2 separate regions of the Homo sapiens genome follow, and region 2 is linked to region 1. The links are chromatin contacts, found by Hi-C or POLR2A ChIA-PET in ENCODE. All regions are on one chromosome and are shown on one strand. The core of a region is the stretch at or near the end of the contact, and the rest is flanking DNA. Distances in the headings are between cores, read along the strand shown. Region 1 has its middle 210 kb from the start of LINC00973. Region 2 overlaps LOC105374007 (a long non-coding RNA gene).

Region 1 (6,620 bases), core at 2,143-4,642:
ATATATATTCTAATGAATCCAAAATAAGTATAAAAAGATAAATAGTATATCCAGAGAAATTAATTATGTAAAAGAATTTTCTGTCTCAGATTATACATCAAAGATATGGTCATGTCTGTTTTACTTACTTCGTATAATATTATGTCACATATGTAAATTGATAGCTCTATTAAAACTGTAAAAAATATTTTAAAAAATCATTTTATACTGAAACATTCTAAAACAAAGCTTTTCAATTTACAGATGAAAAAACTGAGTATCACAGGTGTTAGTGACAAAGCAGGGCTAAAACATTAGTGTCAACTCTGTGTCCAATATTTTTCTCAACCCATAATTTAGTAATGACTTTTCCAGTTGTGTTTAGTGTATTTAAAATCACATTCATGTGGCTAGTTAAAAGAAACAGCTTTTAATTATGGAGGAAATTACTGAAAGTATGTATTGCACATAAACTTTGTGCCCAACACTCAGCTAGAAATTATGGCAAGATGTGTAGTGTAGTGTTTAAGTGTGGCAATTTTAATGAAGAGAGCTGGGAGTGCTTTTGCAAAAGATGACTAAGTAGAAAACAATGTGTGATATCTCACATTTTCAAATAGTGTTGTCATTAAAAGTAAAGGGTCTGAACTCAAGCTGATTGAGTTCCAATATAGGTTCTACTAATTCCCAGCTATGAAACTTTGGTCAAGTTATTTTACCTCCCTTAGCCTCAGTTTTCTCATGTTGTAAAACAAAGTTTTCACCTTCCTCCAAAGGTTGTTATGAGGATAAAATGGCATAAAGTAGTCAAAGCCCTTGTGGGCCAGAGCCTAACAGGAAGTAAGTGGTTAATAAATATATTATCATCATTATTATTATCATTCAAATGGTGTTAAAGTCCAGCAGTTCTTCCTGAAATGTGAAAAACTCCGGAGATGTTTTCTCCTTGGCTATTAGTTTATGGTCACAAATAATGTGTTTAGATTTTTCTGTATCTGTTCATAAAGTTAGGCAAAAACATATCATGGGATTATTATGTGATTAAAATAAGATAGTCTATGTACAGTGCCTAGCAAAGTACCTTGTGCTTGATAAATCTTAGGCCCCACCCTTTCTCCCTCACAAAGAATAGGTTCTAGATATTTCTGTGAACAGGCAAAGATAGGAATATTTTCCCCAAATAAAGTGCTTAAAACAGGTACGGTGGACATTAGAGACAAGTCAAAGAGAAAAATTATAGTAACTTTTGACAAGTTGGATACTGGAGATGAAGGGAGAGAAGACTTAAGAAGGCTAAGGTTTTCTGAGACCAGAATAAAAGAACAAGTCACAGAAATGAGGAGCTGGCTAAAATGGTTAGTTACCTTGTTGAAGACGAAAGTGAAGAGGATGGTTTGAAGTGAAATATAGAGAGATAATTTTTAAAATTTAACATCTCGTAATTCTGTAAGCATGTCAGATAGAGCTACCAGCTAAGAAGTTAAATAGACTCCAAAATTCTGTCATGATTAGCAAGAGAGATCAGAGATGTTCCCTAAATCGACAAAGTCTGTGACAGAAGTTTAATTATAAATTACGTATCTGTTCTGAAGGGCAGGTAATACAAAAGAATTAAGGGTAGCAGACCCACCAAGAGCAAAAGGACCCAGAAAGAGACAGCAGAATAACAGCAAACTCATTGGTTCTGCATAATTTAGCCAAGAGTCTTCCATAGAAATGTGTTATTAAAGCAACTGAGCTCTGAAACTTTGATCAACTGAGCTCTGAAACCAATTTCATTAATGGGATTCTCCCCACACTAAGAATATTGGAAGCCATATACAATAGGTTGAATTGCATTCCCCTAAAATGTGACCCTATTTGGAAGTAGAATTGTTGTAGATATTAATTAGTTAAGGTAAAATGCAGTCATACTGGACTAGGGTAGCCCCTCATCCAGTATGACTGGTTTCCTTATAAAAAGGGGAAAGTAGGACACAGATAAGCAAATGTGGAAGACACCATGTGAAGATGACATCAGAAACTGAAGTGACACTTCTACAAATCAAGGAACGACAGATTGTTAACAAACCACCAAATGCTAGGAAAGAGGCATGAAACAGATTCTCTGTCACAGCCCTCAGAAGGAACTGACCCTGCTGACACCTTGGTCTCAAACTTCTATCCTCTAGAACATTGAGACAACACAGTTCTGTTGTCTAAGCCACCCAATTTGGTTATTGCAGCACCAGCAAACTAATACACATTACATTTCTCTGGCAATATCCCACTGTTGACTATCATTGCTACACGTTACAGAGAACTTTATGTCTTTTCTTAAAAAGAAGAATTCTTTGATGCAACAAGAAGAATTCAAAGAATACTTAAGAATAGATTTTGGGGGGTTTAAGGGAGGCCTATTAAAGCTGAGAAGCAAGTGATGCTGATATGGATCTGCATCGCCACCAAATCTCACATCAAATTGTAATCTCTAATGTTGAAGGTGGGGTCTAGTGGGTGGCTGGACCATGGGGACAGTTTCTCCTGAATGGTTTAACATCATCCCCCTTGGTGCTGTCATCAAAATAGTGAGTTCTCATGAGATCTGGTTGTTTAAGGTGTGTGGCACCTTACCCCTCTCTCTTTCTCCTGCTCTATTATGTGAAGTGCTGGCTTCCCTTTTGCCTTCTGCCATTATGGTAAGTTTCCTGAGGCCTCTCTGGAAGCTGAGCAGAAGCCACTATGCCTCCTATACAGCCTGCAGAATTGTGAGCCAATTAAACCTCCTTTATTTATAAATTACCCAGTCTCAGGTATTTCTTTATTTCAGTGTGAGAACAGACTCATACAGATACACAAATGAATTGCCTATGTCCAGTGAATATGACGTAAAAGAATAGGAGGAATACAAAGATGTCAGGCTTATTAATTTCACACAAGTAAAAGAACATTGTCAGCTTGTTGTATGTCACAATAAAAACTAATGCATATAGTTAAATTTGCAGAGTACACACGTAGAGAATCGGAGTTGACTATTTTGTTTTATTGTAGAGTCCAAATATTTTACGTATTCTAAAGAGCCCATAAAAATAACAGAACAGTAAATGACTTTAGACAGCATCTCATCTTGTAAACGTGGAACTGAGAGCAAGGAAGAGTAAGTGGCAGTCACAGCACTAGCCAAAGTCAGAGGCCTTGTGTCATACAGACTGAGAAGAGGTTGAAGCCCTTGGATTGAGTCAGAATCTCTGTCCCTAGACCTTGCTCGGTGTCCTTAGGTTGCTTGTTCAAAGCATGGTCCCTGAAGCCAATCATGCCAAGAATGTTTATGAAGCTAGCTATTCCCACAGAAACTCTGATTTGGCCTCATAAGCTACTGAGTCATTATGACTCAAGAATTTAGCTAGTTTGTGCCATTCTTTTTGGTTCCTGACCTAATTATGGAAATGCCGAGCTTGAGCTGTGAGAGCTTCTTGTGCTAATAAAAATAGATTCACAGACATGGTGAATTCACAGACATTGGGAAGGAGCAAAATCTGGGAAGTCATCTCATTATTCATTGTATTTGCCCCCTTCCCACTTTCCTCTTATCATCCCCTGAAGATCAAAAAGTGCAGATTGAAAATATCTTAGAAAGAGTCAGACTCCTTTGATTTACAAAAAGGAGACTGAGACTCACAGTAATTGTGCCTTGCCTATGGTTACACAATGAGTTTATAGAAAAACTGGGCTAGACCAAGTTTCCCAGATTCCAAGTTCAGCTTTCTTGAAATAACACTACTCTGCCATCCCAGGGGAGACTTTTTTCCATATATACTGTGTGTGCATATGTGTGTGTGTGTGTGTGCGCGTGTGTATTCAACATTAAGTGAAACAAGCATTCCTGCCTTGCTATTGATTGAATTGATATTGTTAACTCTTACATGTGAAGTATAGATGATAAACAATGGACAAGTCATGCTACAAGTTTGTCCAACCCCTGACCCCTTTATGCATTTTATTATTATAGCCCTAGTATACAGAGGAAATTGATTCTTTTCCAATCACTTTCATTCAAGGATATTATATTTCTGTATAAAAGCTTTGGTGGACTGATAGTTTCCATGAAAACATACAAATGAATATAATAGATAGACCTGTGCCAAACACACATTTATGGCGTGTTCTCAAAGTACTCTAAAAGTAAAGTAATTCTTTTGGGACTAGCCAAAGCATATTTTTAAATACTCTGTGCCAAGATCTCTGCAATTCAGCTACTAACTGACAATAGTTGGCAGTCTTGAGTTCATTCAATCCATGTGTACAAGAGCCTCACTTTCAATATAATGGCTGGCTCAATCCTATGGTTGTAGTACTAGCGAGAATTACTCTGAAGTTAATAGGTCATAGTCTTCTTAGCATGGAGTGAAATACAAACAATCAACAGAGTTTACTGAACTCTTAAATGGCTAATTTGGGCCGGGCACACTGGCTCATGCTTGTAATCCCAGTACTTTGGGAGGCCAAGGCAGGTAGATCACTTGAGGCCAGGAGTCTGAGACCAGCCTGGCCAATATGGTAGAACCCCATCTCTACTAAAAATACAAAAATGAGCCATGTGTGGTGGTGCGTACCTGTAATGCCAGCTACTCAGGAGGTTGAGGCAGGAGAATCACTTGAACCTGGGAGTTGGAGGTTGCAGTCAGCTGAGATCACACCACTGCATTCCAGCCTGGGTGACAGAGAAAGATTCTGTCTCAGATAATAATAATAAATAAATAATAAAATTAAATGGCTTCAAATTTATTTTTCAGATGACTTGTCTAAATTACTCAACGTGTAGATCATAAACTTTGAGTCATAAGGCGCAGTCCTATAGTTTTATTAACTCCTTTTATTCTAATTGTTGTTCTGTCACAAGTCTGCACTTCAATTAGCTTGTAAAGGATTAATTGATAACCTCACAAAGTGCAGACATCAAAAGAAAAAAAGAAAACCAAATTCTGCATGGCAGTTTAGGCCATAACATAATCAAGCTAAAAGTCCTACTATTTATAAAATCTGATCCTAGTTTAAATGAAACCAATACATTCTCATTAATAATAAGTTTTTTTCTTAGCATCTTCTTTTTTCCAATATGCCTATCAAGAAAAACATTAATTTCAGTTGGTACATGGGATTTGCTGTTCATGGTCAGACCTATTTCTGTTCTTCATTTTTAGATTTCTCCATCTACTTTCAGATGCCTGAAAATTTTAGAGAAACAAAACTTTTCATTTTATAAGCAGAGACTAAGAAGGAAAAATACACATGAACATGCTAGGCAATTCCATAAGTGTTAAATGTATGAACGGTACCTCTAAAGGAAATAATTTCCACACAAATAGTTGCAACTTATTTGCTAAAACCATTCCATTTTACTGAATTTGAATTCAAATGGAACTATCTGAATATTCCTCACTAAAAATCTGAGTACACATATTGTCTTGTCACTATGTTTTTAGGGATACTTTTCAGGGATGGTGATTGGAAGCTTAACGCTTGACATAGAGTACAAAGGTGTGAAACCCTCCATTCACACAGGGAAGGATCCTGCTATCGCAGGAACAGAACATGTGGAAATCTGGTTCCAAATTCCACCTGACAACCAGCATAACAGCAATAGAGCTACAGTTTCCAGAAAGAATCATTTCTATTTCCAATATTAACAATTTTTGAGCTGAATTCTTCTCTACCACATTTAAATAAGACAGTTCCTCAATAAAGGGGCAGCAGTTAACCTAGAAGAAAGAATATATTTGAAAAATATTCTGGCCTTTAAAATGTCTAATAAAAAATATTTCTTTCCCTCTAAAACATCAAATAACAATACTCAAAATTATTCATGGTATTTCTGTATGTCTGATTTCACTACACACATTTTTTTTAACTAATTGTGTCTTGCCTAAAATTCTAGAAGCCAGACCCTGTCTAGAATGGACAATTCCAATCTCAGCAGGATTCTCTTTCCTGAGAGGGAAAAAATATTCCTTGTCATTCTTGTCTCAGATTGGAGGAAAGTGGCCAGGAATTTTCATAGGTAGACTTCTTTGGTCAAGTTGCTAAATTTCTGGAATCAAAATAGGCCTTCACTGGGATGGGTTGTGAAAGTGATGTTTGTTCAGTTCTTACATTTGGGGGTAAGTAGATGCCCTGAGTAGAAAATGTGAATGTCTGTCCAAGAGATGTGGGAGTGCCTGTTACCACTTCCTTTCCACAGCATTTCTCTCACTGGCTTGCTGCATCTGGAATTTCTCGGCTTCTTTATGAAAATGTTGATGTTTATTCAGACTTTCTGAAACTTCACAATGATAGTCAGATGTCTGTGGCCACCTAGGTCACTGAATGGGAGGCTGGCAGCTCTGGAGACCACTGAGGCTGGCACCTGCAACACATCTCCAGAGATGTAAAAGCAGACTGGTCAAAGTCAAGTCCAGAGAGATGATGTGTGAATGTTTAGTCTGAGGCATTTTTTATCCGAGTCTCTTTTTTTTGACAACTTAAACTCACCCTTCTAAGTTCGTTGGTCTGACTTAGTTCTTACAAAATGAAGTATAAACTATTTTTCTTTCTTGGCCTGGCAAAAAAAGTAAGACTCTTTTCCGATATGAATATGAAGGGAAGTTGTGAGAAACTTAGGACAG
Region 2 (6,620 bases), core at 1,269-3,768, 370 kb before region 1:
GGCCATGTGATATTGGCCTTTAGGTAAGTCAGAATTGAAATATTACATTTTTCCACTGAGGCATACCTGACTGAGCTCTTGGCACAGAGCTCAACTTATCAATTAGAGAGAAAGATGGTGACCAGGGAACTCCAATCATTTGTGGACCATTGTGGGCAACATGAAGCCAGGAATCAAAATGCAGCCGTTTCATCTTTGTTCACATTTTATCACACACGTTTACAGGAAATTTGTAAGATGCTTCATCTAATGCTCCAAAACCACATACACTTGCCTCTTCTGCTGGATGGGATGGGATTCAGAGAAGGGAGGGGCTTGTACACTTCTGGCTCCATCTTCTTCTCCATAGTTTTATCATAGATCTGGATAAGAAAGCCAGCTGTCAGTAAGCCTTTCCTCATACTTAGCAACACTGTTGTAGCTAACAGCACAGCACAGCTAACACAGCACAGCACAGCTAACAATACCATTGTAGCTTCAACAGCACAGTACACTCTTTCTCTGCTTAGTGAGGTGTTGAGGGCGGCAGAGAATAAAGATAGAAACATGTCCTTGGAGACAGGAAACTTATTATCTAGTTGGAGCGAGTCCTCATATGACCTCTCGGCACTACAGTTTCCCTTGAGTAAAATGAAAGTACTGGACACCCTCACGCAGGAGGCAGGATGGAGAGTGGAGAAAGATAGACTCACCTGGATTCACATTCTGGTTCTACTGTTTGTTTCCAGCTCTTAGACCTCGGGCCACTTTCCCAGTTTCTCTAAAATGAGGCAAATAATATGTAACTTATAAAGATAGTAGGATCAGAGGTAGTATTTACAGAACATCTAATTTTTCCTAGGAACTTAAAAAGCAGTAGCTATTATTATCATTACCTATTTCAGTGTGTGTGTTAGAAACTTTGTGCATCCAAAGAGCATCATCTACTCATTTTCTGAGTGCCTATCTTTTGATTACCTTATGTTTCTTTTCCAGCAATATCTCCTGTTATCTTTAGGGAGATGTGTAGGCACAAATGAACCTAAATGCAATTCTTTTGCCTCACTATTATTTGGAGTTTAGTTCTGCCAATATTTTTTGAACTTAAGTTATGTTTATTAAGTCTATTTTGTGCCAGGCAGTGTGTGCCATGTGCTGGGAATACAAGAATGACTGGGTGTCTCTGTCTGCCAAGTGCTATTAATTCTGGCGAAAGAGAAGAGAGAGAAAGAAACAGAATATTTCAATGCAATTTGATCAGTGCTATGCACAGGGTGTGGCAGACACTGTTGGTTTCCTCCCCAGTAATAGTTCCGTCTTCTTTGTAGTTGATAGAACTCTGATTTTTTTCTGACTGACAGGGTGTCCAGTTAGGTTCTCACATCCTTAGGCTCCCTTTATGCTAGGTGTGGCTGTGTGATGGAGATCTGACCAGTAGGGCACATGCAGAGGTCTGATGGAGATTCTGATACAATTGCAGTCCTGATAATTTGGGATTAACACAGGGGACTCTGCCCTTCTACTTTTTTCCTATCTTCAACATGAGCATAGTGCCCACTGATGCAGCAGCCATCTTGTGATTATGAGAGAGACAAGCCTGAGGGAAAGTGAGAGAATTCCAGAGATACTAGCCCTGATGCCACTGAGCTACTGAACCAATGCCAGCTGCTATCTAGATCCAAAATCTTGTTATGTGAGAAAAATACACTTGTATTTGTTTGAGCGACTGTGAAGCAAGATTTCTGCTACTTGCAACCAAAGACATCCCTAAATGTCTACAGGCATAAGGAAGAAAAAGTCATATTTCTTGTAAAATACAAAGTAGCTTGGAGGAAGCAGCCACTTTAGCCAGAACATCTGCCCTCTGGTGGATGAAGAGTGCTGGGCAAATGGCCTCTCCTTTGGCAATGAGGAATTTCTTATCCATCGTGTACTGTTTAAAACACTTCTCAGGCTGTAATTGATAGAGTCAAAAAAAAAAAAAAAAAAAAAACCTTGTAGGAACCTGCCTCCTGAGAGACTTCTGTCTAATTGGAGACATGTTCCTGTACAATCTTTAATGCAATTAGTCACAATATCACCTGAGTGACCCCTTGTGCTGAGGGACCTCACGGTTCCCTCTGACTTAGATCACGCCAGAGCCATCTACGGTCCACGTTTCAGGTTAAACCCTTTCTGCATTTTCCAGAAGTAGGGCCTTGGAAACCCTGACCATGGCCGGATTCACAGACATGCAGCTGCCAAGACTAACAGACTGGTAGACAGTCTTTTCGCTGCCCTCACAAACTCCCAAAGAGATACCTATTTTTTCCAGTAATTCACTTTTCTCTCTCTCTCTCTCTCTCTCTCTGTCTCGCCCTTTTATTTTTCAGGCACAAGTTGAGAGTCTCACAGATGGCTTTGGGGAAAATAACTGCTTGTTCTCAAACATGCTGTTGGGAGACACATTCCTCTCCCTCCCTCCCTCCCTCCTGCACAGTTCCTGGCCTGCCTCAGTCCTGTCTCCAGGAGATCATGATGCTGCAGCCTCATTCTGCAAGTCCCCATACCTTCCAGCAGTCTTGCTGGCGGTCTGGGCTGCTGGCATTTATATTTTTCTTCTAAGTAGCTTGGCACATAGGAGGCTTTGCCTCTCTGTTTTGAGCCTGGCTTTTAATTGTTGGGCTGAAGGGAACATTTAGCTTTGTGCCCACAAACACTCAGACTTCAGGGAGCCCTTCCATCTCTTCCTCCCATGCCTACCTGTAATTGCTGAGGTGTGGCTCAGGGTGCAAAACAAACAACCACAGAGTGAGCTGGTTTGAATTAGAGCCTCATTTGTGAGGAGGTGAGACAGGATCAGCTGGGCATCCATAGGTTGTGAGTTGGCATTGAGGGCTGGAAAAGAAGCCTTAGGGGCCCGTGAGAATGCTGTAGCTATGATCCAAAGTAAGGACAAGCACAGTGTGAGTTCCCAGGTTTAGTTTTGGTGAATTCCAGGCAGGTGAGGAGACCAGGAACTGTAAGCAAACACTTAGAGAAAGTGAATTCAGACGTCACCAGTGACAATAACCATTGGCATAAAAGGCAAGTGGCAGCTGACATTTAGAAGAGACAAGGTATGTGTTAAAGTATGGTCTTGTCTGAGTTTTCAAAGGCCCTGAAATAAGTAAAACTGCCCCTAACTAACACTCATTCCTGCCTCTGCCTTAAACTTTCTTTATGTAAACTTCTGAGTCTTGGTTTCTTCACCTGTAACTTAGGTGAAGTATGTAAGTTCTTCTCACAGGATTGTTTTGAAACTTACATAAATTGACATTTTCAAAAGAACTTTATAATCTGTATTATTCCTCACAAGTTAATTTTTTAATTTCTTTTATAATTTTTAATGATTTTTATTAAGGTATAGTTGACATAAAATGTGTATATATTTACACTATACAACATGATGTTTTGATGTGTGTATACATTGTGAAATGATTAGCTTAGTAACACATCTGTAACCTCACATGCTTATCATTTTTGTTGTGAGAACATTTATCTACTCTCTTGGCAATATTCAAGTCTACAATGCATTATTATCAACTACAGTCATCATGCCCTATAATACATCTCTAGAAATTATTTATCCTGCTTAACTGAAGTTTTGTATTCTTTGACCAACATCTCTCCATCCCTCTACCTTCTTCCCCCTGAAAAATCACCACTCTACTCTCTGCATTAATAAGTTCACAACTTTTTTAGATTCCATGTGTAAGTGAGCTCATGCAGTATTTGTTTTTCTGTTCCTGGCTTATTCTACTTAGCATAATGCCTTTTAGGTTTATCTGTGTATTTCCCGCTTTTTAAAGACTCAATGGTATTCCATTGTGTGTGTGTGTGTGTATGTGTGTGTGTGTATCACATTTTCTTTATCCATTCATCTGTAGATTAACACACATGGTTCGATTCCATGTCTTGGCCATTGCGTGTGTGTGTGTGTGTGTGTGTGTGTATCACTTTTTTTTATTCATTCATCTGTAGATTAACACACATAGGTTGATTCCATGTCTTGGTTATGGGGAATATATATACACATACCCAAAAGTGGGGTTGCTGAATCACATGGTAGTTCAGTTTTTATTTTTTTGAGGAATGTTAATATTGTTTTCCCTAATGACTTAATTTACATTCCCACCAACAAGTGTGCAAGGGTTCCTCTATCTTTGCATCCTTGTTAATGCTTATATTTTGTCTTTTTTGGTAGCAGCCATTCTAAGAGGCGTGAGGTGATATCTCACTGTACTTTTGATGAGTGATGTTGAGGATTTTAAAAATATAACTGTTGGCCATTTCTACGTCTTCTTTTGAGAAATGTTTATTCAAGTCCTTTGCCTATTTTTTAACCTTATCATTTTCTTGCTATTGAATTGTTTGAGTTCCTTATAAATTTTGGAAATTAATCCCTGATCAGAAGAATGCTGTGCAAATATTTTCTTCCATTTCATGGGCTGCCTTTTCACTCTGTAGATTGTCTCCTTTGCTGTAAAGAAGCTTTTTAGTTGAATAAAATCCCTTTTGTCTATTTTTGCTTTTGCTGCCTGAGCTTTTGAAGTCATACCCAAAAATATCATTGCCCAGACCAATGTCACGGTGATTTCCCCCTATGTTGTCTTCTAATAGTTTTACAGTTTCAGGTCTTATGTTTAAGTCTTTAATCCATTTTGAGTTGATTTTTGTACATGGCATGAGATGAGGGTCCAATTTCAATTTTTTTTTGCTTGTGGATATTTAGTGTTCCCAACACCATTTATTGAAGAGATTGTTCTTTCTTCATTGCATGTTCCTGGCACCTTGTCAAAGATCAGTTAACTGTAATTGTGTAGATTTATTTCTGGCTTTGCCATTCAATTAAATTGTTTCATGTACCTCTTTTTATTCCAGTACCATGCTGCTTTGATTATTATAGCTTTGAAGTATTTTTTAAAACCAGGTAGTGTGATGTTTCCAGATTTGCTCTTTTTGCTCCAGACTGCCTTGGTTATGCAGAGTCTCTTGTGATTCCATATAAAGGATTGTTTTCTGTTTCTGTGAAAAATGTTATTGGAATTTTGATTGCATTGAATCTGGATCACTTTGGGTAGTATGAACATTTTAACAATATGAATTCCTCCAATTCATGAATTTGGGATACCTTTCCATTTTTTTTGTCTTCAATTTTATCAATGTTTTATGGTCTTCAGTGTACAGGTATTTTACCTCTATTTCTACATATTTTACACATATTTTAAAGCTATTGTAAATGGAATTGTTTTCTTAAATTATTTTGCAAATGGTTTGTTGTTAATGTATACAAATCTACTGACTTTTGTATGTTGATTTAGTATCCTTCGCCTTTACTGAATTTATCAGTTCTGAAAGTTTTTGGATGGAGTCTTTGGAATTTTCCATATATAAGATTACATCATCTGCAAACAGAGACAATTTTACTTTTTTCTTGTCCAATTTGGATGGCTTGTGTTTATTTTTTTAAATATAATTGTGGTAACTAGCACTACCATACTATATTGAATAGAAGTGATGAGAGTGGGCATCCATCTTGTTCCTGATTTTAGAATAAAAGCTTTCTGCTTTTCACCATTTAGTATAATGTTAAATGTGGGCTTGTTATAAATGGCTCTTATTATGTGGAGGTATATTCCTTCTATACCTAATTCGTTGAAGAGTTTTTATAGTGAAAAGATGTTGAATTTTATCAAATGCTTTCTCTACATCTCTTGGGATGAGCATATGATTTTTATCATTCGTTTTATCAATGTAGTGTGTTACATTTATTGAGTTGCATATGTTGAGCTATCTTTGCATCCCCCCCAAACAAAATATACATTTCATTTAATCATGATATGTAATCCTTTTTATGGGCTATTAAATTCAGTTTGCCAGTGTTTTTTAAGGATTTTTGCATATATCTTTATCTGAAACATTGACCTGTAATTTTCTTTTCTTATAATGTCTTTGTCTGGCTTTGATATCAGAGTAATGCTAGACTTGTAAGATGAGTTTGGAAGTGTTCTCACCACTTCAATATTTTAGAAGAGTTTGAGAAGGATTGGCATGAATTCTTTTTTAAATGTTTGGTAGAAATTACCAGGGAAGCCATCAATCACTGAACTTTTCGTTGGGAGGTTTTTGATTACTGATTTAGTCTCTTTACTTGTTATTGGTCTGTTCAGATTTTCTATTTCTTTATGACTCAGCCTTAGTGGGTTGTATGTTTCTAGGAATTTATCCATTTTTCTGGGTTATCCAATTTGTTGATGTATAATTGTTCAGAGTAGTCTTATAATTTTTTTTTGTAGCATCAGTTGTAATGTATCCTAATTTATATGTAATTTTAATTATATGTGTCTTCTCTCTTTTTTCCTTAGGTTTGTCAGTTTTGTTTATTTTGCCAAAATATTAACTCTTCAGTCTCCTTGATATTTTTTATTGTTTTCCTAGTCTCTGTTTTGCTAATAATAATTTTTATTATTTCCATCTTTCTGATGACTTTGGGCTTAGATTGTTTTTCTTTTTCTAGTTCCTTGAGGTATAAAGTTAGGTTGCTTATTTGAGATCTTTATTCTTTTTTTTTTTTGACAGAGTCTCGCTCTGTCGCCCAGGCTGAGTGCAACGGCGCGATC

The links. A loop is a pair of places that touch in the nucleus more often than their neighbours do. ChIA-PET counts read pairs that join two places held with the same protein, here RNA polymerase II (POLR2A). Pooled maps may share reads with other maps.
Region 2: a map of chondrocyte shows a loop between it and region 1 (2.6-fold over the local background). The contact joins two enhancer-like sites. A Hi-C loop is called at or near these places in 5 of 168 maps with a recorded cell type or tissue (IMR-90, MCF 10A, Panc1 and 2 more) and 5 of 50 pooled maps. POLR2A ChIA-PET finds 5 or more read pairs at or near these places in 1 of 52 experiments (endothelial cell of umbilical vein).

What each region holds. Positions count from the first base shown.
Region 1 is chr3:99,126,008-99,132,627 of GRCh38, reverse strand. No RefSeq gene overlaps it. Among named protein-coding and RNA genes, the nearest start is that of LINC00973, 210 kb to the right of the region's middle. Within about 2 kb of position 3,392, at least 6 of the 41 ENCODE cell types and tissues checked have a DNase peak (open chromatin) inside an H3K27ac peak, as active enhancers do.
Region 2 is chr3:99,494,614-99,501,233 of GRCh38, reverse strand. The region is part of intron 1 of LOC105374007 (a long non-coding RNA gene); the gene reads left to right. Among named protein-coding and RNA genes, the nearest start is that of COL8A1, 140 kb to the left of the region's middle. Within about 2 kb of position 2,518, at least 3 of the 41 ENCODE cell types and tissues checked have a DNase peak (open chromatin) inside an H3K27ac peak, as active enhancers do.